Regions from separate parts of the Homo sapiens genome. Here region 1 is linked to region 2. A link is a contact called in ENCODE Hi-C data. All regions are on one chromosome and are shown on one strand. Each heading gives the region's core, a stretch centred on a gene start or an enhancer-like site at or near the end of the contact. The rest is flanking DNA. Distances are from core to core; before and after follow the strand shown. Region 1 overlaps SYNE1 (spectrin repeat containing nuclear envelope protein 1). Region 2 overlaps PLEKHG1 (pleckstrin homology and RhoGEF domain containing G1).

The links. Hi-C counts contacts between places; a loop is a spot of excess contacts on that map. Pooled maps may share reads with other maps.
Region 1: a loop to region 2 is called in a pooled map, with 4 times the contacts of the local background. The contact joins two enhancer-like sites. A Hi-C loop is called at or near these places in 2 of 37 single-sample maps with no recorded cell type and 2 of 50 pooled maps.

Annotation. Positions count from the first base shown.
Region 1 is chr6:152,166,317-152,174,076 of GRCh38, forward strand. The region is part of intron 130 of SYNE1 (spectrin repeat containing nuclear envelope protein 1); the gene reads right to left. Among named protein-coding and RNA genes, the nearest start is that of SYNE1-AS1, 210 kb to the right of the region's middle. RefSeq lists a silencer at 4,805-5,005. Within about 2 kb of position 4,940, at least 6 of the 41 ENCODE cell types and tissues checked have a DNase peak (open chromatin) inside an H3K27ac peak, as active enhancers do.
Region 2 is chr6:150,634,340-150,641,657 of GRCh38, forward strand. The region is part of intron 1 of PLEKHG1 (pleckstrin homology and RhoGEF domain containing G1); the gene reads left to right. Among named protein-coding and RNA genes, the nearest start is that of PLEKHG1, 38 kb to the left of the region's middle. RefSeq lists an enhancer at 2,555-2,774. Within about 2 kb of position 1,997, at least 4 of the 41 ENCODE cell types and tissues checked have a DNase peak (open chromatin) inside an H3K27ac peak, as active enhancers do.

The DNA of each region.
Region 1 (7,760 bases), core at 3,690-6,189, 1.5 Mb after region 2:
ATTAATAATGAATATTCTAAGCGAATTGTGTTTATTTAATTAACATGTTTTCATTTTAAAATTTTTATTTGATATTAAGTGTGTATTAAGTTTTACTTCTAGATTCAACATTTGCCAGTGCTCTATTTGTCAAGTACTAAAATTCATTCGTTTTTTTGGTTCAAAACTCACAAATATGATCAAAAGATCCAAAGCACAAAAGGATGCAAGTAAACACTGTTCCATAGGACCGTCTACATTAGAAAAATAAATTACAGGATAGCTTTTGTAATATCGAATGAGTTCCAAGTCAGAGTGGTTAGTATGCAATATGTCAAGGGCATCATGACATGGAAATGTGTGTTCATATAGTCCATTAGGGACAAGTTCCTCTTTCAAGCAAATGTGTAAATTTAGTAAAGTCGACGGGGGTGAACATTTAAGCAGTTCTTTTTCATTTTTTTAAAAATTGTGTTTTTACTACAAATAGCAAAATACAGTGTGCATGTGTGCTGGGGGAGCAGAGGTGAGCCTGTAGGGCATGGGTAGTAGGATTAATAAGCCTTGGCTTATTAAACTTGACATTTATTTGCAGGACAGGGATCATTCTTTTTTTTAGGAGAAATGTCCCATGTTTCTTTCCATTATTTCTTTAAAGATAATTTTTGGGTGAAGCGTCACAGTATTTTTATTTATCTATCATCGTGAGAAGTCTGAGCAACATTACTTTTGGTAAGCATCCAGGATTATCATTCAAATTAGATACTTGCAGACGTCACATGTCTGGGTAAGTTTAGCAGCTTGATAAATCTGTAAGTCCCTGCAGCTTATGGTTCTTTCACAGTCCAGTGTGTATCACAGGCACTTGACCTTTCTTGAAAAGGATTCTACTATGAAATCCAAATGTCCAGCTTCTTAACACTGAAACACGTATATACAAACACACATAAATATGTATATACGTACTTACACATATATGCTTATATATCTATATATATTGTATCTATATTTCACCACTTTCCTTCAAAGTAATTTAGTATATCCATAACCCAAAACAAAACAAAAAGTCCAAATTCTAAATATAATAGAACAAAAATTACCATTGGGTAAATCCTATTCATTTGTAGAAATTTATCTGAGGGATGATACAGTAAAGAAAAACATATTAAAAAAATTCCTGTCATATTTTTATTCTAACTGAAAAAAATCATGAACTAAACATTTGCATAATGCACTAAATTACTATTTTAGACATTAATTTGTACACTTTGCACATATATTTTATAAGCTTCATATTAGGGACTAAAACTTACTGACAAGCACAAACAAAAGCAACTTTCTCAAACACACAGCATTTTCTAGAGCCCTGAAATAGTTTTATTTCATGAAAGGAAAGCTTTCAACTACAAAGCTGTGAACCAGCTAAGGCTAAATTTCAGTTTCATCAGAAGCCCATCCTTTAAATAGCAGATGATGGACTAACTGAGTCTTTTTCTGGATCGCTTTCCTGTGTCTCAGCCTCTCTACTCTAGCCATACTCCTTGTATGACGCATACGGTCCAGAGACAACTGGAATACAGAGTCATAATAAAGTCCATTAACCTTTTTGTCCAGCTCTGCATGCCCAGTAGAGGTACTAGAAAACAAACCAACGAATAACTCTTGGGAGTCCACATGGCCAGCTATCTCCCAACACCAATCCTCTTCATGTAACATTGGCAAAAACAGTTCTGGATTAAGGCTTCCAGCGTCTATCCTACAAACCCCACGTAACATGAAAGCTATGTACAATGGAAGAAACTCAAGAAGATGCCTGCCTTGTGACATCGCAGTTACAATCTGGGAGATCTGCATCCACACAGCTGTCCTCTGCCATCCTCAGGGCACTCAGGTCCTCCGCCACCACCATGAAGCTTCCACTTGCAAAAGTTAGACTCTGCAGAGCAAAAAGCTATATCCTGCGTGGGGATGAAAGTTTCCCCTTGTCTGTGTATAGAAGTATGAAAATGCTCACTGTAGACAAATGTTGGTAGTCTCTGCCCGATAACATGACACTGGGCAGTGACAAGTGGTCATGTTTCTAAATAAAACCTACATTCATTAACATGTGCCAGGCTTGATCTCCTGGAATGTAGGCCACGAGTGTAAGAAGGGGAAAAAGCTCAGTGTAATCTGTAAGGAGGAGGAAGCTACAGGTCTAAAGAAAGGACAGCAAAAACAACATCGGCTGCACACACTCTGCTGTTCTGTAAGGACAGTCAACTTTTCTTGCGGGCAGTTTGTTATGCTGGGAAAGCTATTTAAAGAAAACAAATCATCCCACTGCAAACAAACAAAATGTCCACAAACACAGCAAATGGTAGTAGCAAAAGGAGTAACTTCCTTCTTTTTTGGGTTCAGTATGCCAGCTCGGTAGTGTATGCAAGAGTTTTAGGGGTTGTTTGCGAAGGTGGGAAAGTACATGCTCTTTATCTTTGAGTAGACTATTTGGGGAGGAAAAATAAGGAAGAAATATTATTCTCCCTTACATATGCAAAACTTTTGTCCTTTAAAAATAATCATGTAGATGACAAAAATAACATTTTCATTTTAAGACAATTAAAAAAATAACTATATTCATTTGCTCAGGGGGTCTTCAGGTAACTCTTTTTCTTTTGTGAATTTCAAGAGTTTCCAAACTTTCTGCACTAAGCAGATGATAATTTAATAATTTATACTTTTAAAGAAAATAAGTCCCCAAATTATTAATTCCTATAATTCAATAAAATATGATTAATGCTGGATGCTTTACATCCTTTAGGGGATTAAAAACTACACACAAATAAATAATAAATATTAAATAAATAATGAAAATTTGCTAAGTTCTTTCCAAAAAGGACTACATGATGATTTGTAACTAAAATAAAACAAAGCATCTGGTTCTGGTCATGTGAGTTGACTGTTTTTAAAACAGAACACTACAGGAAACACATTTTCTTAATAAAAGAAATACATTGGTGGCTCACGCCTGTAATCCCAGCACTTTGGGAGGCTGAGGTTGGTGGATCACAAGGTCAGGAGATCAAGACCATCCTGGCTAACACTGTGAAACCCTGTCTCTACTAAAAATACAAAAAATTAGCTGGGCGTGGTGGCGGGCACCTGTAGTCCCAGCTACTCGGGAGGCTGAGGCAGGAGAATGGCGTGAACCTGGGAGGCAGAGCTTGCAGTGAGCTGAGATGGCGCCACTGCACTCCAGCCTGGGTGACAGAGCGAGACTCCATCTCAAAAAAAAAAAAAAAAAAAAAGGAAATACACCTGCCAGCCTGGGTTACAAAGTGACACCTCATCTCAAAAAAAAAAAAAAAAAAAAATCAAAAGATTATCCAGGCACAGTGGCATGCATCTGTAGTCCCAGGTAATGAAGTGGGAGGAAGACTGCTTGAGCCCAGGAGGCTGAGGCTGCAGTGAGCCATTACTGCACCAGTGCACTACAGCCTGGGTGACAGCGCAAACCCAATCTCAAAAAAAAAAATAAAAAATTAAAGAAAACTGCATTTTATATAAGAAATAAATTCTAGAAAACATAGTACTTAAAGATATTGTACTGTGAATTCTTTTATAAAACAATCATTCTTCTTATATTAATGTATTTTTAGTAATCAGAAATGAAAATATTTTAAACTTTGATTAAAGAAATATATTGGTTATGAATCTACCACTATAGGCAACTTTGTTTTTTTCTTGATTATGACTAACATTTTAAAAAACCTGAAGTCTTCAAAACATTTTATTGTCATAATTTCCTTAGTTTAATTTCTTTTACCTTATTTAGTTTACCTCATGGAGTTAAAAAATTTGAAATTTTTTTCATGCTTATTATTGTTAGCATAATATATGTATTCCAATGAACTAAATATGAGACAAGGCAAAGCTCTAAAGATACAATTATTCAAAGAGCAAAAATGGCAATGTTCATTGATACAGAAAATCCTAGATAAGTTGTGGTATATTTATACTATGGAATACTCTGCAGGTTTCTAAAAGAATGAGACTGGCATAGACATTGTTTTATAGTAAACACAGTCCTTTCCCTTGCATTTTCTCATTGGAGATGTGGCAGTTAGTTTCATTAACACTTTGAAAATGAGCAACTTGAGGCTCAGAGAAGTTACTCAGTAAGACCTGGGCCACACAGCAGGAACCAGGTGGACTAAACTCAGGCCTCTTGATTAGTTCTGTGCTGTTTCTGTGCTCATCGCATCAATGCATTCCTGATCCTTACCAGGCACCTTCCGACTCAAACACCCTTAGGTAATACCAGCCGTGAATTCCAAGAATTTCATTTCCTTTGACCTCCAACGTGGGTAGAACACCCTTTAAACTGAAAGTCCTCCTGAGGGCAGCTGCTAGGAACTTCACAAAGCCTTGCTTGCACTGCATATGTGTTTTACCTCCACAGCCTTTGAACTCCCTCTGGGATGAGAGCTGACCTCTATTGAACATATTCTATGCTTAGCGGTTGATATGGTTTAGCTGTGTCACTACCCAAATCTCATCTTGACTTGTAGCTCCCACAATTCCTATGCGTTGTGGAAGGGACCCGATGGGAGATAATTGAGTCATGGGGGTGGTTTCCCCCAGACTGTTCTTGTGGTAGCGAATAAATCTCATGAGATCTGATGATTTTATAAGGGGTTTCCCCTTTTGCCTGGCTTTCATTCTCTCCTGTCTGCCACCATGTAAGATGTGCCTTTCGCCTTCCACCATAATTGTGAGGCCTCCCCAGCCATGTGGAACTGTGAGTCCATTAAACATGTTTTTCTTTATAAATCACCCAGTCTCGAGTTGTCTTTATCAGCAGCATGAAAATGGACTAATACAGTGGTAAACCACTAATCATTCTTCTGAGCTAGCTACTATTATGATTCTCATTTTATACATGTGGTAACCGAGGTGCTGAGAAGATAAGCAAGTTGGTGAAGCAGAATCACGCTATGACTCAGGCAGCTGAAGCCCGAAGCCAATGCTTTGCTTTGTGTATGCTTTCATTTGTGTGCGTACGTTTTCCACCCTATGGTTTAGATTTGAGAAACTCAGCAAATACGGGAGTGACTGCTATGTGCAAAGAACAAGGTCAGGGGCTGGGACTACTATGGTGATCAAGGTTAGATACACTTACATTTTAGCAGAGAAAACAGGCTTAAAATGACTGATCACACAAGATTTCACATAGTTCAGGGAAATGCTATGAAGGAGAAGCCTACTGAGCCCGTAAGAAGAATCTGATCTAATCTGGAGAGAAGGAAAAACAGGAAGAACCAATCAGGAGCTGGCCAGGCCAGGGGCAGGCAGGAGAATGCCCAGGAAGAGAGAATAGAAAGGAAGAGGCCCTGCAGTGAGGAACGCTTGTGTACTTGCATTATGACACTTATTTGGTTAGGGACCATTTTCTTTCTCATCTTTATATCCCTAGAGCAGGCCACCTGTTTTGGTAAACAAAATTTTGTGGGAGCACTGCCATGGTTTTCTATTTACAGATTTTTCTATGGCTGCTTTCACTCTATAATAACACGCTAATAGCAACAGAGACTATTTGGCCCACAAAACTAAAAATATTTACTATCTGGTCCTCTACAGAAAACATTTGCCAACCTCTGCCCTATAGCAAGAAGCATAGTACTTCATATATAGTAGGCGTTCAATCATTTTAAAAAATTACTTGTTTTTACTCTACTTCTACAAAATGTTGAGGCAATTATAATAAATATAGAGATTAAAAACAACCAGTCACAAAAGGCCACATATTATATGACCTATGTATATGAACTATTCAGAACAGGTAAACATGTAGAAACAGAAAGTAGATTAGTAGTTTCCCAGGGCTGGGAGAAGTGGGGAAGGAAGAGGAGGGAAGAAAAGAGTGACGGCTAATGGGTAACTGTTTTTATTTGGGACTGACGAAAGTGTTTTAAAATTGATTGGAGTAATAGATGCATAGCTTTATAAATATACTAAAATCACTGAATTACATGCTTTAGATAGATGAGTTATACGGCATGTGGATTATATCCCCAAAAAAGCTGCTATTGAGAAAAACAAAAAGATAACAGCCAAATAACTAAAGGATGCTTTTGCCTTGGTGATGGGGATTTAGGTTTAGCCGAGAGAAAAAGAATTTTCTCTATTAGAAGGTCCAGTTACCCACTTCCCTGCCCCCAAATCATCACAACAGAGTGCGCAAGTTGAATTTGACCTTCCTAGATGCTAAGATGAGAAATGTTACTAATTCGTTGTCTGTGATAAGAAACATTGAAGAATTAATACTAAAAAGACAGATTTCCTTTTAGTCCTGAGCTCTAGAGAAATTGCTATGTGGATTTTCTGCACTGGATTCATTGACAAAACGAGAGCCAGTATTCTTAAAGGCAGTTTTACAGAAATTAGAGTGATGCGTCACCAATGACAGCTTCTTATGTTGACTTTTAAAAAAAGCCAAGGGCTCAGAGGTACTTTAATTATCTAGGCCACTGCTGAACAACAGAACTTTCTGAGATGATAAAAATGTTCTGCATTGTACAGGGTCCAATAAGGTAGCCACTAGCCTCATGGGGTTATTGACCACTTAAAATGTGGCCAGTGCAACTGACCATAATTAAAATTAAGGAGTAATTTAATTTTATTCCATTTCAGTTAATTTAAATATTCTGTAATTTAAATAGCCATCCGTAGCTAGTGACTGCTGTATTACATACAGCAGATCTAGAAAGTATGGAAAGGACACTAGAACATTATTCACTGAGTCCTAAAAGTAACTGAGCAACTTTTGTTGCCCTAAAAAATTGACAATGCTTGACAACACAATTTAAAAACTCAATGCAAAGCACATCTATTTTGTACTCAGAGTAATCTAAACTAATCTGATGGTGATGTCAAGTTGACTCTAAATTATGCGTTCTATTTTTATGTATGTAATAGATTTGTTATCAGTAAATCTTTTTCTTTTCTTTTTTGTTGCTTCTGTGATTGAATATTAAAGACACAGTTCATGTTTCTATTAGCTGAGATGTTCACCTAAAAATACTATCATCTTCAAAAATAACCTCTCCATTCCCACAAGAGCACCAATACAGGACAGAAATGTCGAAAGGCATACACTGGGTTATATTTTGCTTTAGTGCATCAGCGCTGGAAGAGGCAAGAGTGGTGAATGGACTGAATCATAGAAACCTAATACTTCAGCTGGCAGTTCACAGTTGAGGATGGGTGTGGGAAACATGCATCCAATCTGTGCACTAACGAAGCACCAATAAACAAGGAAATGCAATGCAGATGTGACAGCCGGGTGTCTTTCAGGAGAAGCTGCAAGGGTGACTGTGACTCTAACATGGTGTTAAACTCCAGGATGGCTCAATGATCAGTGCCTAATCTAGTCTAATTTGGAAGGAGGCAATTAGAAACAGGCAACATATATACAAAAATCTCCTGTGGAATTTTATCTGGGTATTCTGAGGCTTTATGTAAGAGGAAACAAAAATTAGTATTGTATAAGTGACTATAGTGAGAAGCATGTGTACCTTATAAACATGTAATTGATTCAAGTTTATTAATATGTCTTTTGGCAAAGTAAACAATTAATATCTAGAAAACTCTCCACTGAACAGCCAGACAAAATATGTTATAAATAAATGTGAATTCAAGGAGACAGCAGCAAACTCATTTGCTGTAATATTGGCTCATAGTTGGGCATACACTAAGTTAGCTGCTTATGACTAGATTACATTAAATCTGATTTAAAATAT
Region 2 (7,318 bases), core at 747-3,246:
TAGTAAAATATGTGGCCTAGGGTAGGCTAGGAGAGCTTGATGGAGTTGGAGAAATTTTAAAGCAGTAGTTGGGGAGAAAAAGGATGGGAAGCTCAGGAGGCACATAGTATGCCCTCAGTATGTTATCCAGTGCCACACTGACTTCCACAAGAAAACCACACTCAAGACTAACTTGAAAAGTGCATAGAGGTCAGAAACTCAGCTTTGGGATAAAGCATTTTTTGTAAAGAATTAAGTGAATAAAAATAAACATCTAAAATATTTCAACTGAAAGAAAAAATAGATTCCCCATTATTAGAGCCAATGGTTTAAATTCAGACATATGGAAAAATTTAATTTTCAATTCCAGGCTTTAAGCCTAATTCTGGAAGAAAACCCATTAAAGTAATGAAGTAATAAAACAATTGAACAATAAATCTTGATTTTGTAGAGAACAGAACAAATGCTTGGAGATACGTCATCATTTTCATGCTTGTGGATTCATACAGACACCAGCATCTTTGCCTAAAAGTTACAAGGCTGTGGTTTGTAGCCGACCTCAGAGTAGGAGTGGGTAGGAATTTACAGGATGTTATTCTTCCAAGAAGAGTTGGGAGCATTTTTGGGGGATGTAGAAACTTAAAACAATCCAGGTGTTGAAGTAGTTAAGGGACTCTTTTTCTGGAAAAATAATTAGTTCTCAAACCTGTTTAATTTGAATATTCAATAGAGCTATCACCAGGAACCAAAGGAAATGAAAATGAGGGACAGATATGGTTCCTACCCTTCACGGGCTTATCACAGAATGCTTTGACTTTCACACAAATGTTTTACATCATTTCATTACCTTTACTCCAGCACATTCCAATTAGCCTCCTGGCAAGCAAGTAAATTGCAGCTTTCACAGACTTTTTTTCTTTTTAAATTTTGTTTTTGGAGTTGTGGAGACTGTGCTGCAAATTTTGCTCTTGATAAATGACATTGAAATGTTTTTAATGCCCCGAGATAATGAATGGGAATCTTAATAGTCTTCTAATTAAAATGAAAAATAGAAAAGTCATGAGTGGACATTTTAGGAGTGTAGTTCTGTTGTTTCTTGTTTTGGAATTTGTGGATACACTAAGTGTAATTTGTAATTAAAAACAATTGGGAAACAAGCATCTACTTTGAGCTAATTTTGTTCTTCTTAATGTTTCTAATCTCAGCTGTCTTCACTTATAGGACAATATCTGAGCTTACCTGGAGCCACATTTATAAAACATTATTTTCATAAGTTCAATTATATTAGTTATTATCACATGCATTTCCAGTGAGCTGTGTATGTGGCATTTTTTGGTTTTCTTAGTTGCTAGACTCTGGATTTTTAAGATAATTGATTTAACAACTTTTCAGGGAGCATAAATAAACTGTTAAATGTTCATGTTAATTATAAGCTACATCCTGATTTCAGGTATGTTTTTAAAACACTGTGTATCTTAAAAAAACGAAACCTGATAGAATTGCAGTGATCTGGCCAGGACTCGTCAAGCAGTTAAATATATTAAGGCCCCTGGTTTCATGCACTGTACAACACTCATAATGGGTGTTGATTATATGCTTGGTAACTAGTGGCTTACAGAAAGCAGGACTATGGGCTTTTTGTATTTTGAATTTAAAATAAATATTGTATCTTTTGGGTGTTAACAGAGGCATTTTTGAGTTGAAGGGTATGAAACAATTATTATCTTTATGGTGAGTTACTATTTGCAGATAAGTTAATGGCTTCCTGTGCAAATAACTGTGGAGTCAGCATACCTAAGACTTGAGTTTTCTCTAAAGAAAAAAACATTGTATCTATAGATACCTCTTCAGGGTCATTACACAAACTTCAAAGTATTAATGCTCATGAAAAGACCTCTATTTTGAATTTTTTCTATAAGTAACAGTTTTGCCATAAAATGGCCAGATCATTGTATGTAACTCATGACTTTTTTTAAAAAAAAAAGCTAGTGTAACACATGACACACACAGCCACACCTTTTGAGAGGGAGAGAGAAACAGCATTGTGTCTTTTGAGCCGTTCTGACGTGGATGAACTCTGGTTTCTCCAGCAGTAGCTGTGGTGGCAATGTGGAATATAAATGGCTTATTACTGTAATTAACGTGGCTCAGTTGGTCCCTTTTTTTTTTCTGTTTTTTGGTTCACTAGGGTCTTCTTCTTGTCCTTTTCTGTGATCATTCATCCTTCACAAGAGTACAGACATGGCCCCTGGACAGGAGAGCAGACCTTCCTTTCCTTGGTTTGTTTATACCCTTGCTTTCATATCAGAGTTTAGATAAAAATCTCTTATTTAATTATTTTTAGTTGGCTTCACATGTTTGGAGTTCTAGGTTGTTCTCATTTTGAAATATTCTCTGTTAGAAGTTAGATACCTTGTGAATAAGAGTTGACCCATTGTGCTCTAAGTGGATGTATTGTTTTAAAAATCTAAAGTTTGGAAAGGGTGAAATCAAATATAAAAAACTTATTCCTCAAGTACAGTCACTGCTAACAGTTGCTATATTTGTCTTGTCTCCAACTTATTTCTTTTCTAAAGCATCTATTGAACCTTGGTCTGAAAAATGACATTAGCATCCTTTATTCATTTCTTCTACCCTATGACTAAGATGTCAAACTAGTCCTGGTTTACACAGGACTTTCCCAGTTTTAGCTCTGAAAGTCCCATATGCGGGAACCCCCTTGGTCCCAAGAGGGTCTGTCACCCTACTCATGACCTCCCAATTAGCTAGACTCTGCCTATTACAGTGTCACAGTTAATACACTTATTTCTTATTTCTATAGCCAAACTATGAATATGTTTTTTGTTTTGTCTCTGAGTGGCTTCTGAAAACCTAAAGCCATTATGCAAATATTATTCACTGCGGAGCCGAGTAATAGAATTAGATCCATAGAGAAAGAACTCCCATCGTGGGTCATGAAATTTTGCCACTTGAAGGAGATTTTCCCAGTAGCTTCACTTCTTTATAGACATTTCTCTGCTTTGGGGTTATATTTAGCTTTTACTGTTTTTTGTTTGTTTGTTTGTTTTTGGGTTTTTTTTTTTACTTTTTTAATTTCATGTCATCCTCTTCCTTAGATTCCTTTTTTCATTTGGTAGGCTCCTCCCTTTGAGTAACTTTTGATGTATAATATGCATAGATGGTAAGCACTGTTATTGCATGTTTGAAAATGTCTGATTTTGCTTTCACACTTGATTATTTCAGTCTAGATTCAAAATTATTGTTTCTGAACTTTGAAGGCATTGCACCTCTGATACCTACAATCTAGTGTAGCCAATAAGTCTGATGTTAGACTTACGACATAGTTGATTGTGTGTGTGAGTGTGTGTGTGTCTTTTTACCTCTTTGAACCATATAGGACTTTTTGCTTTATCCTTAGTTCTAAAATTTCACCACTATCTTTTTGTCATCGGTCCTTTTATTTTTGAGCTTTACTATCTGAAGTCTTCTCTAGCTTAGGATATTTTCTCCCCACTAATATTAATGTATCTTCACCTAGAAATCGAGTAGGTGGATTTTAGGCCTCTTGAAAGCGATTCTTTATTATTTTCCTTCTCTTTGTTTTTTATTGTATGTATTAGAGATTTCCTTGGCTTAAATTTTCCAGCCTACTGAATGAGGGCTTAGCCATATAAATGCTATCATTTAGTCCATTAGATTTATATTTTGGCACTTACTTGTTTAAAATCTGAGCGCTTTCTCATTCTTGTTATTCTTTCCAGGAAAGGAGAGTGAATATCTATGGATATTGCCCTGGCCCTTAAGAAGGTATTGTTCTTCAAAGATGATCTTCTTGGATTGCTTAGAATTTTTATTTTCCAGCATCAGAAGCACATACTGAATTTATTAAATTTTAGATAGAATGTATTTCTGTTTTCCACCAAGGCCGCAGCTCCGGCTAAGTTAGGTGTCTTATGGCTCCCTGGAATAATTTAGTCTTTCCTACCTCCTGTGCTCTCATGTCGTTTTTTAATGTGTTTCCTTCCATCTCCCAAGTCTTCTGTAAAAGCTAGTCCAATTGCCCTCCTTCCACCTCAAGTACACAGAAGGTTCTGGAACACCACCCCTCCCCCTACCACTCAGCCAGAAGCTGATTTTTTCCTAACATTCATTGACCCTTGCTTGAACCTTTCTTCTCATTGCCCCTCCCTCTCTTGCCAGGGTCACTCCTGCTAGTGTAGAATTTCTGAAATGAAGGTAAATAAAGGTGTCAAGAGGACAAGAAAATTCCCAAACATGAGAGGGAGAGGATGGAGAGTTCTGGGGGCAGGTAGAAGCCCCCTTGCCAGGTACCCCTTGTGTAACAATTGCTGTTCAGTGGTGGGGAGCTTACATTTCTGCCTCTTACCTAAAAACTTAATTAAACTGAAACTTAATTTCTCAAATTATTTTATGTTCCAAAAATCAGTTCTAAGTCAAAACTGGTGAATAGATGACCAAAATAGAAGCTATTAGAATTCTCTTTATATAGCAGGGAATAGAATTATATAACCTGGATGCATTCCTGAAATTTCTTTGTGGTTTGGCTTCAGTAAATTACTACTTTACCTACAGCTTTAAAAGTATATTTAGACTTAAGTTTAAAGAGTGATAACCACATGTGTAAACATCATTGAATACCATTCTTTTAATGAGTGGGGAATGTTATTTATATTCTGTCTTCACTTCCTCTGGAAAGCCCATTTCTTTTGGGAAGGCTTTAACTTATATTGTACTCACCTTAGAAAGTGAAAAGAATTCACTTTAGTATATTTTAACCCAGCCACAAAATTTTCACTGTTGCTGCTGAGAACCGCTTGGCCCCAATCTCTGAGTACAGTGTTTTAAAATTGAACTGTCTTAAAATAGCAAGACAATATATATGCCACTAGAATAGAGGATGGGTATGTTTAAGGGATTCAAATAACCCTTATTAATGCATTAATTTTTAAAAATGCTATATATTTCTCTATTTTTCTTTTTTAATTTTTAAGAAATTGACAATGAACATATTCATGGAATACATAATGATGTTCATCATCTGCAACATTTATCATTTTTTTGTGTTTGGAATATTCAGTATCCTTCTAGCTATTTGGAACTACGTATTATTGTTAATTACAGTCATCCTCTGGTGATCTAGAACACTAGAATTTATTCATCCTGTCTAGCTGTAATTTTATGTCCTTTAACAAATCTGTTCCTATCCTTTTTTTTTTTTATTTTGAAAAACAATTTTGCAGTTAGTATTTCAATGAGACAATGAAGCAGGCAGGTGAGTGGGAACCGATGACCAAGAGCTTCCTGGGCTGGCCTGAAGAGTCTGGGCTCATCTACATAGTGATGGGGACCATGGGAAGGATTGAAGCAAAGAACTCCATATGATCATGTTTATCGTGTAGCTGTCAGGGTGCAAGTAGACTGGGAGGCAGACCAGAGGGGAGGTCTTGTGTAATGCATGTCGGAAAGCAATGGAGCCATGGACCAGGCAGGAATTATGGTTCCTGTTCAATTCTGAACTTTTATTCTGTATCAATGATGCTGCCATTAGACTAATTTGCTGGTTATTTTATAAAGAGTCCTTTTAGGGCTAGAAGGGACCTCGGAGGTTTCTACGCAACTCTGTCATTTTGTAAATGGAAAAACCCTAAGGCCTAAAGAAGTGAAATGACTCCTCCAAGTCGGACAGCTCCTTAATAGCAGATCTTGGCCTTGGGCCCAAATCTTTCGATTCCAAAGCCACTGCTTTCCCTGTAGGGTTACCCATCTGGCCCTACCTGCTGTCTGCTAAGCACATGCCCAGGCCGGCGTCCCGCCAGTAGGACCGATCACCTGATTGTTGATGGTGCAGAATGTGATATTGACAGACTTTCTATTTTTTTTCTAGTCAGCTCATGACTGACTCTCCTAAATGACTTAATTATAATTTTCCCAACTCTTCCCAAATGCGCAGGCTTGCCCAACTTTTTCAGAAGATGATCTTGACTTTTACTTCTCCGAGCAAATAGAAATCACTTGAGAACACACAGGGCCATGGCCTGCCACCACATCTACCAAGAACCATCATGTTCCTGCCTTTGTCATAACAGCAAACGTGTCCCCATCTTAATTAACACTGGTCCCTGGGTCCTCATTCTTCCTGTATTTTCAGGGATGCTTTGGCTTACTCTTCCTTTTTCAGTATTTTCTACCCCTTCCTCTCTAAAAGATCTATCTTGTCACCATTTATATATCATCCGGACTCTCCCACGCAAAACCCTGCTTGGAATACCCACACCACGCTAGCTCTTTCTACTTCCCTCCTCTCAGGCCTTGTGTAAGATACATGGTGTTTCACTCGTCGCCCTGAACTGTTTCCACTTTAGCCCTTACAATTTCCCAAAACTGCTCTCACTGACCTCATGCCACTAAATCCAGTGAGCACATTCTGCTTGGTTATTCATTTAACAATTATTTGTGAGCATCTGCCATGTGCTGGGCATCGGGCATGCTGTGGTACACAGAGAAATGGGGTCTCCTGTGGTCTAATATTGGGGACAGATGTTAAAGAAATACCTATAGTTGCTGAATATTTAGATCAGAAAGTGCAAATCTAACTAATTTTATGGCAGGAGTACTATATGTCAGTTGTTTAGTGGGCACTAAATGTCAGTTTCATAGTGAAAAACTTGTGGCTAGAGAATGCTCTAGCTTATCTGTGCACTACAAGTGTCCTGCCCTTTGATCTGGGCTTAACTCCACACACAGCCAAATGCCCCCACTATTAGAGGCTCTTTTACGTTTTATGTAGTGAAGATATCTTGGCTGAACATGCACATAAACAGAATCTGGAGAAATATTACTCTGTTCATGGAGTTAGAAACTAGAAACCATACATATCTATATTCTAAATAAAATTATTCTAAAATAAACAAGTTTAATATAGTCTAAACTGGCAAGATAGATTGACGAAAACCCTGATGGTTTCTGTGAAGGAAAGCAAAAATATTGTGCAAAAGAGATGATCTGTGAAGTTCAGACTCTATGAAAGATTTTTGAAATGGTAATCATATTCAGTTTTGAACCATTTTAAGATCAGCAAAATAACCGTGTAAGCACATGTTAGATATGCTAATGAAGGTTTAGTGAAAGTAAAAGTTTTCTCAAGTCCGGATTGAAAATGGCAAGGTGTTTCTGCATATGTCAGTTGTCTCTCTTACTTTCCTCATGGGCTACAATATTCAATATGAACAGTTCCCCTTTTTTTAGAAGTAAAAATGGTCCATGTTAGCAAAACCAAAGATTTCCAGGAAGTGCTGGTGGCTGTGGTGCTGTGGAACGT